2 separate regions of the Homo sapiens genome follow, and region 2 is linked to region 1. The links are chromatin contacts, found by Hi-C or POLR2A ChIA-PET in ENCODE. All regions are on one chromosome and are shown on one strand. The core of a region is the stretch at or near the end of the contact, and the rest is flanking DNA. Distances in the headings are between cores, read along the strand shown. Region 1 holds the start of TUT4 (terminal uridylyl transferase 4). Region 2 holds the start of SLC1A7 (solute carrier family 1 member 7).

Region 1 (6,482 bases), core at 1,854-4,353:
CAAACAGCAAAACTTGGTTTGAACAGACTTAGGCACCTTTCTTTTTTCTTGAAATGGAGTCCTGTTCTGTCACCCAGACTGGAGTGCAGAGGCATGATCTCGGCTCACTGCAACCTCTGCCTCCCGGGTTCAAGCGATTCTCCTGCCTCAACCTCCTGAGTAGCTGGGATTACAGGCACCCACCACCATGCCTGGCTAATTTTTGTATTTTTAGTAGAGATGGGGTTTCACCATGTTGCCCAGGCTGGTCTTGAACTCCTGACCTCAAGTGATCTGCCCACCTCGGCCTCCCAAAGTGCTGGGACTAGGCACCTTTCTTGTTATAATTTTACTTACCAAGTCACCTTTTCATTCAATATTATTAGTTTTTTACTAAGTTTTCTTATTCACCTAGGAAGACAACAGAATATGAATATTGATCCACTGAGTAATTATATTCCTCATGAGATACAATGAAATAAGATTTTTACTGCAAGTTATTTTCACCTGGGTTTGGATGAAACTAAGTTTTCAGAACTTCCAGACTGGAGGCTTAACCACAATCATGAGATTTCCCTTGAAAGTTTAAGTCCTCAGAGGATTTTTACATAGAAATCAGACATTTACCATTTTATATCTCAAAAACCTGTGGTTCAATGGGAAGAATACAGGGCTGGTATTCTAGTCCAGCCTGTGACTTACTGTATGACCCTGGGCATGAATTAAACCTTATACTCCATAAATTTCCTTATTCTTTGTGTCAGAACCATACTTGCTCTAGCTGTGATGATAAAATTATAGTTGTCAAAATTTTCAACTCGACAACTATGTAGGTATCAGAAGGAATACCTTGTAAGTATCTGTGCTGAAGTGTACAATCTATTGGGGTCACGGAATTCAGAGAATAGAGGGATCACATTCAGTGGAGTGCAGAGGAGGGGTGGTAATCAGGAAGATTTAATAAAGAAGGTAGAGGTTGAGCTGGGTCTTGGGGAATAAGCAAGGTAGTAGAAGAGAGTATCTGGAGGGGATAAGGGCAGAGAGGCACTGAAATTTTCAGTCTGGCCCCAGTTTTCTTTTCCAGATTCATTATCTTCTGCACACTCCAGAGTCAATGCTGCCCTCTGAATCACAGACATGTGTCTGGCACACAGCAGACAGATCTTCAAGGTCCAGCTTTTAGTTCTTCCACGGAAGTCTCACCAAAGTGGAATTTATCACACTCTCCTCTGGATTTGCCCAGCCCTTTGTTAATAAGACCTGTTGCTTTTATTGTAGCTCACCTGCTTGCTCAATGGGGAACTTTTTGGAGACAGGAAGCAATGATTTGTCTTTGTTTCCCTAGGCACCTAACAACGCTTTGCTCTTAAGTAATTAGGAAATGTTTACTCAATTGAACTTGTTCTAAGGACACTGCTATCACTGAATTGAAGGGCATGTCGGTATCTTCTTAGTGTCTCTATAGGCTTTAGGCTTTCAGCCGGGTGAAGTAGGGATTTTTTCTTTGTTTCCAGGCTAGTCAAGCGAAGCAGGGATACAGATTAAGAATTTGCAGATGAGGAAACTCAAGAGGGTACATTTGCTCAAAGGCATCATGTTGATAAACGCCAAAACCAGGTAGGGCTCTTTTGACTTGAAATCCAGTCCTCTATCCATTATACCTGGGCCTTGTAGCATCAGCCAGATTGGGGTAAAATGCACTAACTCTGAACCCTAGTTTTTTCATCCGTAAATGAGAGCAACAGTACGTAACTCACAGGGCTATCGTGAAGTGGAGCGTCCCTCTGTGACCTCTAACCAGTCCCAGCCTGAGTCACATTATAAGAAAATTTATAAGGCACTATCTTGTAAATACTTAAGATTTAACATCTTCCCTTCACCTCTACGTCCACTCTTTTCATACCTTTTTCCTGCCTAGCATGTGTCAAACTCAAAGGACTGGGCACAGAGCACAGAGGTTGTGTGCTTTGTCCAGCTTTGAGGTCAGAGATTGGCTAAATAATCTCTGAGGCTGGGGTCTTAAAAAAAAACAACAAAAAACAAAACTAACAAAACCTTAAGTCCGTTCCGCCCGTGACTTTAAATAATTATGTAGAGGAATGTAATACGTTAAAAGCAAGGGGATGAGGGGGCCCATTGATGGTAGATGGTTTTATGCCCGCCTGCAGCTAAAGAAATGATTTCTAAAACCTCTTTTGGGGGTGGGAGATGGAGTGCTCCAGAGATTTCTCTTCGAGCTCCTTCATTCCTGAACTGCCTGCCTTTTCAAAGGAAAAAAGGTCCAGCTGCGGTGGGCTGGAGGCCGTGGTGAGTGGGTGGGGGTCGACCCTGGCGGCTTCCTCTGCCCCGCTCCCTACCGTTGCTCCGAAGCCCGCTTGGGCTTCCGAGGGTCCGCCGAGGCTCGGGCCACGCCCAGTCCGAGTGCCAGGCCAGAGGGTACCCATTCCAGGCCGGCCTTCCTCCCCAGGGGGAGCAGCCTTGGGAGCGAGGCGCCGAGGCGGCCCTCGGGCTCGGCTTCCAGCTCGGGGGCCTCGGCAGAGACTAGGAACCAGACTGGGGCAGCACTGGGGCGCCCGCCACCCCCACCCACTCCGGCAAGCGGGCGAATCAGCGCGGCTAACCCGCGGCGCCCAGGCGGGCTGCGGGACCTCGCGACCTCCGCTCGGCGGCCCCGCCCCTGCCCGCGAGCCCCGGGTGGCTCCCTCCTCCCCTCTGCCAGCGGCCCGCCCCCTCCTCGCGAGCTAACGAGTGTCTCTCGCGCGCTCCCTTCCCTCCGCGTGGGTGTGAGTGCGCGATCCTCCTACCTCGGCCTTCTCCCCATTGTTTCTTCGCGGCCACCACGAGACCCCTCCCCCCAGTGCTGTTTCCCCCCTCCCCCGCCCCGGTGTAAACGGTGCCTGTGGGGCCCCCCGAACGAAGGGAGGGGGCACCCCTGAACCCTTCCCTCTGCGCGTAGCTCCTCCTCTCCCGGGCCAGGACCCCATTACAGGCTCTGTCCTCTCCCCTCCCCCTCTCCCCCGGCAACCGCTCTCCCTCGCCCCCTCCCCTCAGCGGGTCCTCCTCTTTCTCTCCCTCTCCCTCTCCCTCCTCCTCCCCCTCCCCATCCCTTCCCCCCCACAATGCAGTTCGCGGCGCGGCGGACATGGCGGTGGAGTCCTGAGCTAGTCGTGTCCCGGCCTCCAGCGGCGGCAGCGGCGACGGCGGCGGCAGCAGGAGGCGGAGGGAGAGCAGGAGCCACTGAGATGAGGAGGCGTCGCGCGCGCCTGTAGCTCGCGGGCCTCGCAGGTACGAGGTTCCGGCCGCGGGGCAGCGTCGGGTACCGAGGGGGTGTGCTCGGGAAGGCCGGGCGGCCCCCGGTTCGCCCTCCCCAGGTGCCGCGCTTCGCAGGTGTCGGGGGCCTGGCCTGAGAGCGTCTCAGCCGCCCCCTGGGGGCCTGACACTTCTTTCTTTCCTGGAACGGGCTTCGGGTGTCCCAGGGGAAGGCTGAGATAAGGGAGGTGGGGACGGCGGCCTGGGCGGCCTGAGGAGGGCATTGGGGCGCTTTGGGGACGAACTCCACACTGTGGCTGGGGCTCCCGGTCCCGGACCGAAACCTGTTGTAGACCAGCGGGGCGGATTTTGAGTTAACGGGATTGGTTTGAACATTTCTGTTGGGTCCAGTTACGATTCCCTGTCATGTGTACCTTTTTCTTTCACCCTTGCTTAGACATAGGTGACTACATAATGTATATAAATGTATACACGCATATAATACATACTGAATGTTTCCCCGGGCTCGTCCTTGTAGGGAGAAGGCAGAGGTGTCTGTGTGGATTTTGTTTCTTGCTCGCCCGCCTTCTCTCTCCCCCGCCCCCCAGTCGAAAGGTGGTAATGCGCGGTTTTGACGTGGGTAACTGAGATTCGTATTTGTAAACAGATAGCGCTCTCCTAGTGTGTTGCACGCCTCTGCGAAGGGTTTCAGACTCCTGTTGGTATCTGGATTGCGAAAGAATGAGATGTTTAGACCTGAAAGAAGCACATCAGCGGGATTTCTAGTCGTACTTGAATGGGATGAATTACTGTTGTATTAACAACGTTGATTACACATTTTCTTTTCAGAAGATTTCGAAGTCTTAGATGAATTTTGCGTGAGATCTTAGATACCGTATATCTGCTTCTTCATTTTGATAGAAGTAGTAGTTCCTTACACATTTGACCTGCCCTATCGTGATCTTAAATTGTGTCCAGAAATGCAATTCGAATTGTGTATTGTTGGCATGCATTTAGTAATTAGCCCGAGTGGATCAGATGGCCTTTTATTTCCAAAGATTTTTTCCCTCCAGTCTTACAGCAGCGAAATGTTTGTAGCACTTGATGAAACAGAACATATCCTGTTTCTGTTTTTAAAGTAATGAGAACTGTTAGCTAATAAAATTGGATAATCCCAGCCAGATATGATAATTCAGAGAATACCACCGAGAGGTGTTGAATTGTGGGATGGTTTAAAAAGAAAAGCCGACTTTGTGTGTGTGTGTGTATGTGTGTGTGTGCGCGCGCGAGCGCGCTGAAATTTTCTTTAGGCTTAGAACTCATGTATGTCACTACACTGCATCGTAGTACTGATTAGTCACAACTGGTAAAATGAAATATTGATTCTCTTAAAAAGCTGTGCTTAAGATAACTCATTAGTGTCTAGTGTGCTATGTTGCTTTTATAAACAAATTTTTAAAGATTGCTTCTTAGAAACCATATACTTTGGGGAAGATAAGAATTTTAAGTCGTTTTATGCTTTAAAAATATTTATATTTAATATAAACAAAAGAAACTTACTTTTAAAACTCTTAGATAAATTTTTCTGCTGCTTGCAGTTTTTCACTTGGCTAGTGTGGAAAATGAAAAATGAAGTTTTCTTAAAATAATTCAGAAATGGAAGTGAAAGTTAATGACATTTGATGTTTTAAATCCAGCAAACATTTAAATACAGAAAAGAAATTTAAAGTATTTTCATTGTCATAGGCCAAGTTGTTAGTACAGATAAATTAACAAATATTGTCATGCATATAAGTTCAAGTTTATAAATTCTAAGTGACACCTAAAATTACATTTATTTTTAGTTGCTGGAGCTAGAACAGTACAGTGTCTACATTTTAATTTTAGACCTTTTAGAATCAAAATGTATAATTATAAATTTCTCTGATTAACAAAGAGCTGTTTAAAGAGAATTTTTATTAGCTCTCAGCAGATTCATTTTAGAGTAAGTAATTAGAATTCTTTTTTATCTCAAAGTTAATCTTGACATAAAAATAAGTACCATTAATTATGTTGTGTTCTCTACAGAATGTCAAATCAGGATCTGTTGATCAAGAAAGGTGTTTGAATTTATTCACTGTTAAAGTTTCTAGTTTCAGAGAAACAAAATAACCAACACTTACCTGTAGGGCCTGGCCAGGTGGCTCACTCACGCCTGTAATCTCAGCACTTTGGGAAGTGGAGGCGAGAGGATTGCTTGAGCGTAGGAGTTTGATATCAGTCTGAGCAGCATAGTGAGACTTTGTCACTGCCAAAAAATAAAAGAAATTAGCTGGGCGTGGTGGTGTGCGTCTGTAGTCCCAGAAGCTGAGGTAGGAGGTTTGCCTGAGCCCAGAGTTCAAGGTTGCAGTGAGGCACAGTTGCGCCACTGTACTCCAGCCTGGGCGACAGAGTAAGACCCTGTCTTAAACAAAAAAAAAAAAAAAAAAAAGCAATACTTACCTGTTAATGTTGATGCCAGAACATTTTGTTTGACAAAATAGAACTCAATGAGTTGTGTTCCTTTTTCAAATAAATTGCAAATACTTGAATTGATTAAAAAATGTTAAATTCAGTTAAAGCCACTGCAGTAGGATAGAAATACGTTCTAAAAAAGAACAATTCCAGAAAGACCTAAAAAAGTCAAAGGAAAGGGACACCATACTTTAAAACAGGATATGTAGACTTTTTGTTATTAATCTTAGAGCAATTAGAGTTGTTTACTGGGTACTAACTGAATTGTTTTAATTCTAGAATCCTAAATAATTACATAATTTGGGGGAAATGTTTAAAAACCATCATTTCTGCAGAGTATTTTTCTTTCCTTTTTTAAATCTTTATTTTATTATGTACAGACTATATTCAAATAAACCACACACTCTGAAAAAGCAGGTTCCGACTTTTCCTCCGGAGTATTTCTTACAGGCCCAAGGAGAAGAAAGGGTATATAAATGCAAAGATTAATGTTAGGATTTTTCCCCCTTAAGTGAGAGATTTGTGTGGTGTCTTATGTTCAAATTATTTTTATGTCACATCATCTCATTGGATATCTATAATTATGAGTTGAGGGAGAGAGAAGGGAACCAAAACTTTTTAGAGTGCCTGTTTTGTTCCAGGCACTGCGCTAGACACTGTTTATGCATTTTTTTTTCACTCGTTCAGTGTAACAGCCCTTTGAAACCTGTTTATAGGTGAGGAATCTTTGAGTCACAGAGGTTAGTGATTTGCTGAAGATC
Region 2 (6,482 bases), core at 1,559-4,058, 590 kb before region 1:
GGAAATAGCACAGGCAAAGGTGCAGAAGCCTGAGACAGGATGCAGCGTTCCAGGACCCTGCAGTGGTTTGGTGTCATAGGAGCTGGAGGGGTGACGGAAGGAGTAGGAGGTAATGCTGAAAGGGTGAGGAAAAGGGTGAAAGTGCCTTGCAGGGGAGCATAGACTCGATGCTGCAGACCGGGGTTTCCCAGGCGTGTTCTCCAAACACCAGGCCCAGGGAGTTCTCTGCTCCAGAGGAGGGGTGGGATTCTCTATTCTCCACTTGGTGACTTCCTCCGACACAGCCGCTACTGTAAAGACTTTCATAGTAACTACCTGGGGCTATCTGCAAGGCACTGGGCCACGCTCTAACCATGGCGCATGCAGCACTGTATGACCCACATCAAAACCCTATGATCTAGGTACTGTTGCATTATCCCCATTTTACAGGGAAGTTAAGAAATGTTCCCAAGGTCACACAGCTGGTTGAAGGTAGAGCTGAGGTTTTAACTCTAGCAGTCTGACTTTGAGCTGTCTCAGAGGAAATAACGTGCTTAACTTTTTGTTTCGTCCAGCATTTCCCAAACTTCCTTTTGATGTAATTATGGAAAAATTGTCTTGCACATCTAGTGACATTGTAAAAGGCAGTTGATTCTTTGTCAATGGTGAACTATTATAGGGTTCTGACCCAGGAGACTTGATTTGATTTGCAAATATTCTTAGTAAACTCATTATCAGTCACTTACACTTTAGTGTGAATTAGTCCGTTCTTGGGGTCTCTCCACTTTCTTATAAGCTTCCTGAAGGCAGGGCAGGTACTGTCTGATTCACTGTTGTGTTTCTAGTACCCAGGGGGTGTGGCACACTAAATGGTGCTATAAGAACATTTGCTAGAGTGAGTTGAAATTCTCCTGTTGAAGACCGTAGGAACAGTGGAAAGAATGGCTGTAGTCTGGTAGGCAGGTAGTGGTAGGCTCAGCCTGTGGGAGAGAGGAGTCAGTGGTGGCTATAGGGCACGTCCTGGGAATGGGAGTCATGGAGCTGTGGTAGAAAGCAAGACTCACCTATATCATGGCACAGCTAAAGGCCAGGTCTGGGCTGGGTGTGGTGGCTCATGCCTGCAGTCCCAACACGTTAGGAGGCCAAGATGGGAGGATTGTTTGAGCCCAGGAGTTGATCAAAACCCAAATCCAAATACCTACTTAGCATATTTTCTCTTCTGGGAAGTAACTAACCACCTGATTATTTGGAAAATGAGGCATTTGTTGGAGTTGAAGGTGTAGCAAGAAACTTTTGGTTTTAAGAGTCAAAGTCAGAGGAAAAAAAACTCTCAGACTTGTATTCACCCCCACCCCCCACCCCAAGCTACTGCAAAGAGCAGGGGCTTTGGAAGATTGGTTTGTTGAAATGAAGTTCCTTTGACAAAGGTACCTGGGCCCATTTCTCTCATTCTAAAAAGGACAAGACTGATACCCAGAGACGGCAAGGTCACAGAGCTGATTAAATTGGGATCAGAATCTTCTCAGTCAGGAGCTCTGTCCATGGCTTCAGAGCCTGTGCCCCAGTCCCCTCTCCCCACCTCTCCCCTATGCCCCACTTGGCCCGTCCTCTTCATCCTCTGCCCCTGTCTCCTATGTCAGGAGGAGGAAGCCCCTGTGTGCACCCCACCCTTTACCTCCCACCCTCACTGCAGACTGCACTTCCCATTCCCTGCTGCCTGCTGCCTGACTGCTCCTAATGAGATTACAGATCTCTGGTGAAATAGACGAGGGTTAATTCCCCCAGGCTTTACAGGGCAGGGCAGGCCAGGCCACAAGAAATAGCAAAAAGACACCTATTCTCCAAAGCACTAAGTGTGATAATGACCCTAAGAGTCCGTTCCCCTGTTCAGCACACCAGGGTTCACACTGCGTTTCCAAATACCCTCTGGGTGGAATTTTGTACCAGCCCTAACAAAGTAGATGCTGTTATCATCTCTATTTTACAGATGGAGAAACTGAGGCACAGTGAGATGAAATGCTTGTCTGAGGTCACACAGCTAGTAAGTGGCAGAGCTGGGACCCGAATGTGGGTCTCTTGGGCTCTGTCATCTTTAAAAAATAATAGGCCCAGAGAGCCTGCAGGGTGCCCAGCACCAGGCTTGAAACAGCCCTGAAGCATCTACGTCCCATTTCCCGGTGAGTGGCACAGCCCACCTTTGAACTCAGGTCCCCTGGACTCGAATCTACATTCCCCACAATACTGCCAAGCACCCTTGAACCTATCTGCCTGTTCATGTGGTGGAAACAGACTGGCCTAGCCCTGACTTCTGACCTCTGTGACCATGGCCAAGGGACTGGCTTCTGGGGTCTCAGCCTCCCTTTCTGAAAAATGAAGGTGGGAACCCTGGGATCTTTGGGACAATTCCCTATGATTGGCATAGCTAAGGCAGCCAGCACAGGCCTGGCCCGCAGCACATGCACCCACCCACCTCAGTTTCTTTATCTGTAAAATGGTGATATTAATAGTACTTATTTCTTGGGATTGGTGTTAGGATTAAATATGCCAGTACATGTAACACTCTTCTAGAATGGCACCTGGTGCATAGTAAATGCTTAATTAATGTTGAGGGAAACTGATATCTTACTGTCTTGTTTTTGATTCTTTCTGGAAGGAAGCAGGGGTAAAGATCAAACCAACCAAGCAAATGTTCCTCTTGTTCCTTCCAGTACCTGGTCCACTCAACTGTTTAAGAGGAACGCTTGGCTTTGAGGCCTGAACTCCTAGACCACGTGGTCTGCTCTAATTTCCCAGGCCCTAATCTGCTCCCAGCTCCTAATGATGCAGCTGGTAATAGGATTGTGGCTTCCCTCTAAGGCGGCCACACGGGCATGGCCGTGGGGCTGGCGACTGGTGTTTAGCAACTCCGACCACCTGCCTGCTGAGGGGCTAGAGCCCTCAGCCCAGACCCTGTGCCCCCGGCCGGGCTCTCATGCGTGGAATGGTGCTGTGCCCCTTGCCAGCAGGCCAGGCTCACCATGGTGCCGCATGCCATCTTGGCACGGGGGAGGGACGTGTGCAGGCGGAATGGACTCCTCATCCTGTCTGTGCTGTCTGTCATCGTGGGCTGCCTCCTCGGCTTCTTCTTGAGGACCCGGCGCCTCTCACCACAGGTCAGCCACCCAGAGCATCTCGGGACCCCTGTCCAGGAGGGGCGTGTGGGCCTGAGGGATCTGGGGTCCCGTTCTAGCATCACAGCTCCCTGGTGCCATGACAGTGTGTGAATCCCTCTGCCTCTCTGGGTCCTGGTTTTCTCATCTGTAACATGGGTGTGATAAACACTTTGCAGGACTAGAGGGAAGAACCAGTGATGTGGCTGGGGAGTGATTACAAACCCAGCACCATCAGGTGAGGAGAGGCGAGGGTGCCTCATGATGACAAACACAGGGCCAAGAGCTGTGGCGGGGAAAGAGGGGGGTCTTGTGTGAGTTCAAACAGGCACCAGAGAACACCTCCTAAAGGCTGCTCAAATGACAAGAGATCCAGGAAGCGTGCTCTAGGCAGAGGTGACAGCAGATGCCAGGTGCAGCGGCCGGAGCGCAGAGGCCAGCAGGCCCATAGGTCCCATCGCCACACGTGGGCTTGCGGCAACCATGAGATGCTTTTGGGCAGAAGAGCGACAGGCCAGTTTGGAGCTTGGGAGACCCCTCAGGTGCTGAGTGGAGAGGGGGTGATTCTGGGGCAGGCAGGGGGCCGAGAAGGGGCAGCCTGGGGGAGATGCGGCAGTGCAGACAAAAGGGACAGACGTGAGAACTGTTTTCAAAAGGGGGAGCTTCAGGATGTGGGGGCCGATTGGATGTGGGCTGGGGGACAGGAAGGGGAGCCAGGCCCCGGGTTTCCAGCCTGTGTAACTGCCATGAAGAAGCTGCGTTTCCTGGGAAAGAGCCCCTTTCCCTGTCAGCCCCCATCTCCTACAGGAGAGGGAGGGACATTCCCATGGTGTTAAGGACAAAATCATTCTGCCACTAGTTAAACTGGTAAGGAAGGCTCTATTCAGGACTATTGTGGTAGGGGGGTAGTTATCAAGACCTCCTGGGGAGAGAGATGGGACCCAACCACAAATACAACAAAGATGGCTGGAGATTTATAGCCAGCGAGCAGAGGGAGGGGGTCGGGGACAGAAAATGACTACAGGAGACATCAGGGTAGGGGGATTCTTGTTGAAGGCAGGCCAGGGTGATCAGACATTGATCTGGGATGAGGAATTTGATCCAGTATCAGGATGCTGGAGGGTGAGGGATCCTCACTAAACTGACTTGGCAGGACTTTTGCTACAGCTGGACTATGCAGGCTGAAGACAAGGCCCAAGGACAAAGCCCAGTGGAAAAGAGGGCTCAGAGGAGCCTGTCTAAAGTGTGGTCAAGGAGAGAGGCTTTGTCAATGGGCTCCTGGAAGAGTCCCTATTCCCAGAAAGTCCTCTTCCCGCAGCTCACTAATGTCTAATGCCATCTCTACAACTGGGGTCAGGCATTAGACTTTGTCTTCCATTAAAAGGAAAACACCCACTCCTGGAGAACTGAGCCACGACTATAGTGACCCTGTTAAGCCTCGAGCAGTTATTTAGGAAGAAGCATGGACTCTGGAGGCAGAGAAACCCTGAACTTTGACTCTGCTAGCAAATGGCTAGGCAATATCCTCTCTCCTCCCTGGGCCTCAGTTTCCTTGTCTGTAAAATGGGATGTGGGGCAGTATATGTCTACTAGAATTATTATGAGGAATAAACCAAGGATTCATCAATGCCCAGCATACAGTAGGTGCTTACTACGTGTTACTTCCCCCTCCCTCCCTTATGTACCTGTTAAAGTCCTATCTACATCAGGAACCATCTCATCATCCATAGCTGATGAAAGTAACTGTAACCCCGCTGCTGGCTGCCTGGCTTCAGAGCTGGTTATATGGGTGTCTCTTTCTCCCACCAAGCTGCATATTGCTGAACAACATATGGGTTTGTTTTTTTTTTTAACCAAAACGTGAGCCTAGCCCTGTGTCAGGCACAGAGAGAACGCTCAACTATCTGCTGCATTAAACTGGCAATGGAACAAAAAAATCTGCAATCTGTTCTCTTTAATTTTCCTCAGCAACAAAAATATATCTCCTGCAGGAAGATTATTTTGTGAAAACAAATTGGAATGCCTATTATTAAAAGCCAAACTCATCTGGGGCCTACTTTGCCAAAGCTGCCTTTCCCATCTGTTTGGAAATGCAAATGTATTCCAGTCTGGATTAACCTGCCAGATAAATTGAAGGAAGGATGTAGAGGCTTAGAACAATTATTTGGCAGAAACTGGCTTTCTCAGCATCTTACTTTGAAATCTGGGATTTCTCTGTTTGATCTCTTTGCCTGTGACTCAGAAACTAAACACTTCTTGTTTTGTAAGCTTATGCAACAGGCAAAAATCATAAACAATATGGAAAATGGTAGAATGTTCTATTTGTGAAAAAGAACTTTTATCCTTGATAAAATCACAGGATTTTATCTTGGTGTATGAGTGTCTCATTTAAAAATACTGAGCATTTTGAGACTTCCAGTTAAACCATGGTGAATCACAGGTGTATCCATTTTTTTCCCTCCTTCCTAGAATTCCACTAACATTTTAGTAATGGGATTTTTAAAAGGTAAAACCACCAAGAATAAAGAGAATATAAAAGGAGACAGTTGAGAAAAAGAAATAGAGAGGCTACAACAAATTAGATAATATGGAGGTGGGTGGAGCTGATGACCTCATTCACAGAAAGCTGGAATCTTAGTCTGTGGAAGTTGATACCAAGTCAGTTTGTCTTGCAGACTCCAGAACGTAACAGAGCAAGATGCTGCACTAGGCAGGGTGAGGCTGGGGTTGAAAGCCTGGGCATGGTTTGGAGTTTTGTAACCAGAGCAGTTAGACCCCTAGGGACCTTCCAATTCAGTTGGGGGACTCATCCACCCATCTCCACCCACTGCCTGCCCCAAGGAACCAGAGAAGCTGGACTTGAGGGTATTGGGCCACCCCTGTGTGTGTTGGGGAGAGGGCCATGCTGAGGCACCTACTTCAAACTAATTAACAGACATCCTTGTCTGAGTGGGGTCCCCAGCACGGTTTCAGATCGCTGTCAGCTGAGCTTAGGCACCATGTCATTCCTCAGCCAAAGGCAGGAAGAGACTTCTCTCACTGAGGCCTCAGAGAAAAGATCTCTAAATTCTGCTATAAAGGAGACTCCTCTACCATCCCACCCAGCCCCAGTGAAAAAGCCAGATCAGCACCTGTCACCCTGCCCTGAGGGCCGTCAGTTGACAAACCCTACTCATACATGCAGAAGTTTAGCGCTTCAAACTTACATACGAGCAGAAAGCCACGCCACCAGAAATGTGAGGAGGCTCCTAATGTGAAACAGAGTAAACGAAGAGAAAAGGGGGTCTCTAATGAGAGAAACAAAGAGAAAAGTGGGTCTCTAGTGAAGCAGAGACAAGGCGGGGAGGAGAAGGA

What was found. A loop is a pair of places that touch in the nucleus more often than their neighbours do. ChIA-PET counts read pairs that join two places held with the same protein, here RNA polymerase II (POLR2A).
Region 2: a map of HepG2 shows a loop between it and region 1 (5-fold over the local background). The contact joins the promoter of SLC1A7 here to the promoter of TUT4 in region 1. A Hi-C loop is called at or near these places in 1 of 168 maps with a recorded cell type or tissue (HepG2). POLR2A ChIA-PET finds 5 or more read pairs at or near these places in 2 of 52 experiments (BJ and WTC11).

What each region holds. Positions count from the first base shown.
Region 1 is chr1:52,549,713-52,556,194 of GRCh38, reverse strand. TUT4 (terminal uridylyl transferase 4) reads left to right here and starts at 3,103. Exons shown (of 30, transcript NM_001009881.3): 1 at 3,103-3,264. It overlaps LOC105378723 (a long non-coding RNA gene), which reads right to left. Exons shown (of 4, transcript XR_007066083.1): 2 at 5,391-5,515; 3 at 4,789-4,838; 4 at 3,358-3,954. RefSeq lists silencers at 2,401-2,800, 2,811-2,920, 2,961-3,090, 3,161-3,490.
Region 2 is chr1:53,138,964-53,145,445 of GRCh38, reverse strand. SLC1A7 (solute carrier family 1 member 7) reads left to right here and starts at 2,808. Exons shown (of 11, transcript NM_006671.6): 1 at 2,808-3,131. The coding sequence starts at 2,997.